Linked DNA regions of Homo sapiens: region 1 is linked to region 2. A link is a loop called in an ENCODE intact Hi-C map of the cell type or tissue named here. Cell type or tissue: endothelial cell of umbilical vein. All regions are shown on one strand. Links, peaks and the distances in the headings refer to the core of each region. The heading gives the core; the rest is flanking DNA.

Evidence for each region. A loop is a pair of places that touch in the nucleus more often than their neighbours do. Peaks named below come from ENCODE experiments on the same cell type or tissue, not always from the same donor. Only the 100,000 strongest peaks of a DNase experiment are listed, where the experiment ranks them.
Region 1: it touches region 2 in a loop (6-fold over the local background); 5 of 110 quality-filtered maps call a loop at or near these places.

What each region holds. Positions count from the first base shown.
Region 1 is chr4:120,150,331-120,154,741 of GRCh38, forward strand. It overlaps MAD2L1-DT (MAD2L1 divergent transcript), which reads left to right. Exons shown (of 4, transcript NR_187429.1): 3 at 213-291. Among named protein-coding and RNA genes, the nearest start is that of MAD2L1-DT, 86 kb to the left of the region's middle. In endothelial cell of umbilical vein, for the core only: no CTCF peak of the experiment used is centred there; no DNase peak of the experiment used is centred there.
Region 2 is chr4:120,813,685-120,818,095 of GRCh38, forward strand. PRDM5 (PR/SET domain 5) reads right to left here. Exons shown (of 16, transcript NM_018699.4): 6 at 3,148-3,240; 7 at 2,769-2,890. Among named protein-coding and RNA genes, the nearest start is that of PRDM5, 110 kb to the right of the region's middle. In endothelial cell of umbilical vein, for the core only: no CTCF peak of the experiment used is centred there; a DNase peak (open chromatin) is centred at 1,877.

The DNA of each region.
Region 1 (4,411 bases), core at 310-4,309, 660 kb before region 2:
GTTTTAAGCAAGGAATTACATTTAAGCTCTACCCCATTGAATTTTTTTCTGTCATATGTATTTTCTTTTCTTATTTTATTGAGTTTTCTCTTGGCCAGTAGAGCTTTTGATCAATTACTGTGAGCACTTTTCCCCCATGGGAAACCATTTGCCTTTAATAAGAGTAACTTCTTTTTAATTTTTCTGTTAAAATGTTTGCTTGTTTTCTATAGGTGTGCATCATTTCACAATTATTGGCAATGGTTCAATGGTTTCATCTGCTTTGAACGGTTTCTTCTCTATCATTAAGAGGTAAATTCTCAATTTATTGAATATGGCCATATATGTTATTTACTTCATTTTTTCAGTGAAGGTCAATAATGTCTTTAAGTTTTTTGGTGAAGATTTCAGATATCACTTTCAAACTGTGCATTTTTTATTTTCAATGAAGTTTTTAAAATTTAAAAATTTTAAAATCTTAGTTTGGAGAATTTAAATTTGATCTGTAAATTTATTATATATAATAGAAACATGCTTGAGAAGGTGAATATTATAAAATAATAATTTTAATAATTGCTGATTTTTCAAAGAAAATCTCTGGAGTATATAGAGCTTTTCTAAACCAGTCTTATATTTTTCCCCTGAAGACCTGTTATGAATATGTAGCTGGAGACACTTTCCCAAATGTAAACAAGGTTTGAATACTTTTCCTAAAGTCTGCTGTTGTAAACATTGTCTATGTTTAATAACATTAAAATATTATGATATAAACATTGTACATGTTTAATAATATTAAAATATGATATAAACATTGTCTATGTCTAATAATATTAAAATGTTATTAACATCACCGTGAACATTCAATATGCAACTTTATCTTTCCATCTTTGGCACCTGAGGAAACAAGTAGGTTTCCTTTCTTGGTGTGTGTAATGTGACATATACCTGCCATTGGACTACTGTCACAAAGTTACCAACTTAAGCCAATAGTTTTCCCTTCCTCTTTTGCAAAGTAGTTGATTATTAGGGAATTGATCTCAAATGACTTAAGTTTAAAGCTTTGTGGAATAGCTCTGTGTGTATGTGTGTGGTTGTGTGTGGTGTGTATTTGGGGAAAAGCTTATTAATATCTGTTATTGATCTCACTGTCAATTGATGTGCTTACTCAACTGAATTGTGGCAATCTTATTATCTATTGCTACATGTGCTGTGAGAATGCAAAGAGTTGCTTATCAAAGCCTGGCTTGTCATAAGATTAACTTTTTGTTTCTATTCAAATATAAAGATGGCAACAATGAAACACTCTTGTAAAATTATCTTTTTTTCTACTGTATTTCATTATGGGGAAAGAAAAATTTTAAAGGCATTTTTCAAAAGACTATAATATATTTCACCTAAATAAATCCCTCTCTTTAAAAACATGTATATATAGCATATGTATTTGTGTATAAGCAGAGGTTTTGTTTATGTCTGTGTATACAATATACTTACCTCTTTTCATTACAGGATAGAATGCAAATCTAGGAAATCCTCTCACAGGGGATTATCTTTTAACATATTTGAGTCAATTTTAGGAAAGCAAACCACAAAACTTGATTAAATTACCAACTTTATTTGATTTTGTTTATTTTTAATGAATTCTTTTGTGATTTTTGTCTGGATAACATTCAGGATACATACTGTACCTTTTGGAACATAACCATCAACAAATTGCAAACTTCTGCAACTTCGACATTTCTGAATTATCCTTTTGCTGAACTTTTTACAAAATCACCAAAAAAATCAAGAAAATATCATTTAGCAGGACCTTGTATAACTTTTATACTTATATTTGTTATAAGATCTGGGAACATTGATTTCCAGTATAAACCCAAGTATTTTTATTAAAAACTTGTGTTTCTGTTGTTAGTTTGAGAGCATCAAATATCCTATCTGTTTACTCACTGCTATTTTCTCAGTCCCTGGAATAAAACATATGAGTAAAAGAAGAATGAATTCTAGATTTTCCTAAAGTCATAGTAATAGATAGGCTTTTTAGTTGTCACAGATCTCATCATCATAAGTTATCAATTGGTGAATAGTATTTTATATTCAACATGTACCTTCATGTACAAGATGGCCCTTATAAAGAACATATAAGATATGAAAAAAGATACCCAGAATATGTCTATGTTACTGATGAAAAAGTTAATGTATGTCATAATCAGACCAGAATTCAGATCTTCTCAGCTGTGTTTCACTGTACTTTTCATTGTACTGCCTCGATTAGAGATCTGCTGTAGCTTATAATCATATGGACTACTAATCTTTATAATATCTTCAGAGAGAGATGTTGTTGTCTGTTTATGATCTATTCCAATGTATAATCATCTTCATTGATCAACAATTTAACTTATAATTTAACCAAGTTACTTGACCAAAATTTAAGTTCATTTCTTCATAAAAGAACTCATGCATTACAACAGAAAGTAAGTTATGCTTTGCACAGAATACTCTTTATATACTTACAGCATTTAAAAATAATTTCTTTTCCTTTTTTCAAATGTCTTTAATTTTTAAAAAATAAAACATACATTCTTTCTTGTAGTAATTTTTATTACATTAGAACTTGTGTTTCTCCTTTCTCCTCTGCCCTCAATATTTGTATCTCCACTTGATTTTACACACTTCTTTCAAATTCTGTTTCCCACTATTTCATATTCAGAATCTTAATTGACTTTCTACAGCGTGGACAAATACATCCTTAGCCTGGCATCCAAAACCTTAAGTGATACAATCCAACCTACAATTGCAACCTTATTTTTTTCAACTCATTTGTGTGACTTATACATAATTGAGCTTCAGCCTGAACTAGAATGGACTTAGGAAGTTGTGATTTTTAACATTTGAGATGTTGATATTGAATAAGTATGCCCAAAGGTCCATGGAGTCCAGTTATTATTGAGGCACTCTTTGTATTGTAAGAATTGCAAGCTGATGTGAATGTGAAAACAGCACTCAAATTGTAGTGTACCCACTATACACAAGTCTTGTGTAAGGGGTTTCAAATATTTTGGTCTCAGGAATCCTTTACACTTTTAAAAATTATTGAGCCCTCCAAGGAGCTTTTAGTTAAGCAGGTTATATCTATAGATATTTACTCTATTAGGCTGGTGCAGTGGCTCATGCCTGTAATCTCAGCACTTTGGGAGGCTGAGACAGAAGGATTGCTTGAGTCCAGGAGTTCGAGACCAGCCTGGACAACATGGCGAAACCCCATCTCTACTAAATATACAAAAATTAGCTGGGCATGGTGGAGTGTGCCTGTAGTCCCAGCTACTTGGCCTGAGGCAGGAGAATCCCTGGAACCTGGGAGATGGAGGCTACGGTGAGCAGAGATAGCGCCACTGCACTCCAGCTTAAGTGACAGAGCAAGACCCTATCTCACAAAAAAAAAAAAGCTCTTAATAAGAGAAAGTCAATTTAAAAATAAATAATAAATAAATTTTGAGGCCTCCAAGAAGCTTTTGTTTAAGTAGGTTGTATCTATAGGTATTTACTCTTTTAGAAATTAAAACCAAGAACTATTAATTTATTTAGAGTATTTTATATATTTAAAATAATAATTAATTTAAATCAACAGTAATAAACTCATTATATGTTAACATGAGTGCATAATTTCATCAAAATTAAACATTTTCTTAGTCTGGGCACAATGGCTCACACCTGTAATCACAGCATTTTTGAGAGGCTGAGGCAGGGCAGATCACTTGAGGTCAGGAGTTAGAGACCAATCTGGCCAACATGGTGAAACCCGTCTCTACTAAAAATACAAAAATTTAGTCAGGTGTGGTGACGGGTGCCTGTAATCCCAGCTACTCAAGAGGCTGAGGCAGGAGAATCACTTGAACCTGGGAGGTGGAGGTTGCAGCGAGCCAAGATCATACCACTGCACTCCAGCCTGGGTGACAGATTGAGACCCTGTCTCAAAAAAATCATAAATAAATAAATACATTTTCTTAAAATACTTGTGAGGAAAGTGGCACTTTTTTTTTTCAACTCTCTTCAGTATTTTGCTTAACAGAATATAGCTGGATCCTCGTACCTATTTCTGTATCCAGTTCATCACATAGCCTTTGGAAAAACTCCACTATGTATTTGTGAAAGAAGGAAAATGTAAAAAGAAAATAACTTCTGAATATTATGATGAATATGGTTTTGAGTTTGCAGACCCCCTGAAAATATCTCAGGCACCCCCTGGAAAAAATGTAAATTAGATAAAATGTAAACGTGATAAGACATATTGGTGGTAGGTGTTTTAAGGCAGTTTAGTCTCTACTCTGACAGTATGTGCCCTCTTGGGCTTATCCATATAGGCAAATGCTTTATATTTTCCTTTGAAATCATCTGTTTTTTGGTTCATTGTTTCAGCTTTAGTTTGTTATGAAAATAG
Region 2 (4,411 bases), core at 128-4,127:
TATTTGGTCATCAATTTCCTAAACATATCATACCTGAGGCACCATTCAGAAAGAATATTCCCTCTTTTCCAGGTCCTACTAGTTGGGATGGTCCATCTTCCACCAATAATCCTTTATTGCCCTGTCCTAGCCCTCATAGCAACTACTCCTTGATACTAGGCCCTACTCCTTCCCACTGGATGGGTCCGAGGAGGAGAGAGGAGAGAAAGAAACAGATTTCTCCACCCACCACTCTCACTTTACCCCTGCACTCCTGCCACAACTCTGCCTGCAGGTATCAAAGGGTATACATCAAACCCTCATCCCCAATCTTCAGTCTTCTCTCTCCTTTTCATGGCTTCTCCTCTTTTTCACCCTAGAAGAATCCTAGCTCCTCTGAGAAGACACACAGGAAAAATGTATGACTATTCATCTGAGAATGTAGATAAATGTTATCTCCCATTAATGCAAAGTCTCTTTGTCAGCAACCATGGAATCTAAGCAAAAGGGAAAGATGGGAAGTGACGGAGGAGCTTAGCCCCTTCACTCTGTTCCCTCTTAAGTAACTGTGAGGAGCCTCACCACTCTACCAGCTCCCCTAGGCTCATGGATAACAGCACCTGCAAAGCCATAACTAGATGTTATACTGTCTTAACTTTCCTATTTAGGTAAATCTGATATTTGACTTTCAGATTTAAACTTTCAAAAACATTTAGGAACACATTACTTATACCAGTAGGCCATGTGAGGAAATTAATACAACTGTACTGAATACACAATCACTTAAGTACTCAACTTTCAACACGCTGTGAGCTAAGTATGCTTCTAGGAGCTGGTCTGAGAACCTACCTACCCATGTTATGGTTGCTATGGAAAAATGTGATCCATATTGAAAAATTCAGCTTCTCTCTAATCATCATCCTCAATTCATATCACCTTAACAAAAAAACATTTGCCATCAAAGATCTCTTTCTTTGAGTGCCTTTGCCTTTCTATAATAAAGGATTCTACAACCATGTATATGAGAGCTGCTTTGCTTGCTATCTCCAATAGGGAATATTCTTTCCTCCAATGCCTGTGCAGCCCATGGAGGAAAGGGGAGAAGCAAGAGACATACTGTGAATGAGAGAATGACATCATGTACCAACCCCAGCAAAACATATGGCATAGTAACCGTTAGCTAAAATACAGCAAGATTTTACACTTTATATGGTCCACAAATTAAAAAATATATATAAAACAAGATTTCCTTTTATGAATTATTTCCTACAAAATCACCATAAATTTCCAGAATTAATAATATTACAATATGCAAGGCCAACTACAAGAAGCCTCAAAGACATTGTGCTTATAGCACAGCCTGAAGACAACATGCCCAGTAATAAGAATGCAAGTCTCCAGAGTTTCGTATGCATCTGGTTTTTTACTTAGTTCAGCAAACTTAAGCTTTAAAACTGACATGAAAGTTCTATTACAATATATTGCAGACATAGATGAAGAAAATTAAGAATAGCATTTTAACTAGAACAGCATTGAAAATCAAAAAACTACGAAGGCAAGTCTATCAAAAAGTTATGCTTGCCTTTTGCAATCATAGGGAAGACCCCAGTATACTGAATTCAGAAAAAAATCCATCTTCCCTAAGTCAGCTGTGTATTCTTCAAAAGGAAAGAAAGAAACCAGAACACTGTAAAAGCCTAGTGAAGGGCACCAAGCTGGAGGTGCATTTCACAAGGCCCTACTTCCACCACACAGAGCTTTCACCATAGGTTGCACTTAATATGCAGCCCAAACCAATGATGCAAAGTCGCAGCTAGCAGTTGTTCACGCTAGCCTCTATAACTGTATTATTATTAAAGTGAATACTTTTTGGACAATGAACAAATACAGGATACAGATGCTGGGTGCAGATTATCATCTTCTCCTGAATATAAGAATAAACAACTGAAGGGAGAAAAGAAATCCACTTTCCCCCACATCCAGAGACACATAGCCACCCATTTCCCAGAAGTCAAGGGCAAAAATAAACACATGAACAAAGAATATGAAGAGAAGAACACACAGGGTTTCATAAATCTCAACCTCCTTTAAGGAGGAAGTCTTTGGAGGTAAAAAGACAAGAAGTAAAAAGTTAACTGAGACAATACAGCCATCTGTTCAACTCACTGCAATAGATTTAATCCCTAAGCCAAAATATATTTACTGACAGTATACCATGTGCTAAGCAGATAAACCCAAAAGACAGTCAAATTTTATATTTGTTTTATTGTTTAGCTAGCTATCAGATGGAATTCAAATAATATTTGTTTTGTTAATCCATACATATTCAATTCCAATGTCAAAATGTGTTAGCAATTTTCTCTAACTTAGGAGAACTGTATTTTCACAAGTTGGATTTTTACTGTAAAAATAATAAGGCAGAAGGACATCACTTAATAATGATAAATTTTAACAATTTATAAAAGAAATGTCACATGCCAAAACATTTAAAATTGTTACTTAAAAATATTAATTCTTAATGCATCTGACCACCCAAACATAACTAGACTTTAACTAAGGCTTACAGTTATAATTAATTCAGGAATGGGAAAAAGAACAAATGCTGCTAAATTCAACCTGAGAAAGAAATAGTGTTCAGTGAAAGAAAAAAATCCACTGCCAGCGCTCCACATCTGTGTGAAACACAATGGAAAAGCCAGCTCTCTCCTCAAGAGCGAGAATTAAAAACAGATCGCTGCAGCCTGGGGAAAGGAAGCCCCTTCGGAAACGACCCTCCAACGACTCCTCACCAGTGTGGACATTTTCCTGGTGTCTTTTCAGGGCATCCTTGCTCTTCAGCCTCTTTCCACAGCTGTCAGCCTTGCACACAAACCTGGCATCCCCCCGGCAAGTCTCCTGGTGCTGCTCAAAACTACAAGACAACCAGCAAAGCGGAACAGGAAGAAATGGTGAAGACATACCTACAAAACTCAAACATCAGCAAGATTTTGTAATACATGCTCCCTAGTAGAGTTTCGGGGTCATTCCATGCATTACCTATGCAGGTAAGAAGAAAAGCATTTAAATTCTGTAGGTATGTGAAACTGAATTACTAAGAAGCATGAAAGTATGCATGCAAAAAATGACCCACAATTATATAACAGCCATTTCATAACTCAGACACAAAACCTCGATGCTGAACTGAAGGAAGAATTGCAAACAGAGCACTGAAAACTTCGCGAAGACTCCTTTAGACTGCTTTTCGCTGTGCACTGAAGAACACTAAAGGGAAATAGGAAAAAGAGAAAGAAAAGAAAACAAAAACTGGAACTCTAAGACAAAAATGAAACTACACTAACTCTGAATAAAGTCATGTTCGTGATCCCTTTTTTCATTGTCTTTTGCCTTTTTAAATTTTTAGCAGTACCTTAACTATAAGCTCTTGCTCAGCAGTGTCTTTTGTATAAATATATAATACTAAATGCAATAAAAGCTAACCAGAATGCAACTTAACATCTATTTATTTAAAAGCATATAGTCCTTGCTTGTTTTTTAAGGAAGTACAATAGAATTTCTAAATATGTAGTATCCTGCTATTATAAAAGTTTTGATATTCTGAACATTTATTAAGTTTTAAGCACAATTTTCATCTCAATTTTTATAAGCAAAAGTTGATGCATATAATAATATTCATACAGTCTTAGTATGAAATGTAGCATATTTCAGAATTTTAGTTCAATGAAACACAAAAATGTAAAAATGTAACATTAAAGCCTATGTTAAAGATTTCTTGCTCATAAGTAAGGTAACATTCTGTTAAAATGAGAAGCTAAGGTTGGAGAAAGAAAGTAAATGGCAGGATGGGAGCACATAAGAGAAGAGATATGTTGATGAGATGGGACAATTTACATTACTTTCATATTGGAAGTAATTGGCTTCAACACAATGAGAGTCTACAGTTGCATCCAATATGTAAATATGCTTTTAAATTACTTAAATTCAATTATCTGATTAAAATTACAAACTTTAATGAGTAAAAAAATAAAACTTTACAAATGCATATACCTACTTTCTCACTTTTAACAATTTCTGATCCTGTAAAATATTTAAATAAAGATAATTTTATGTTGTTAATATAAATTGTTAAAATAAAAAAGGGTACAGAGCTATGTGTGGGATCATCTAATTAATCATATTGTTATAACTGGGACCTATGCATCTTTAAATTATTCCTCCAAAGTTGCTCTCAAATAAACAGTGCTTCCCAAAATGTCCAGGAATTCTTTATACTTTGAACTCCCCATTTCTTAAACTTTTTTTTAAACAGATTCCAGAAGGAATATAAAACGTAGACAACTAAAAGTCTGTTACCTCAAAGGAGTAACTAAAGTAGGCATATCTGAATTTCAGATTAAACCAGTAAGCTTGATACATAATGGCAAATTAATAAATG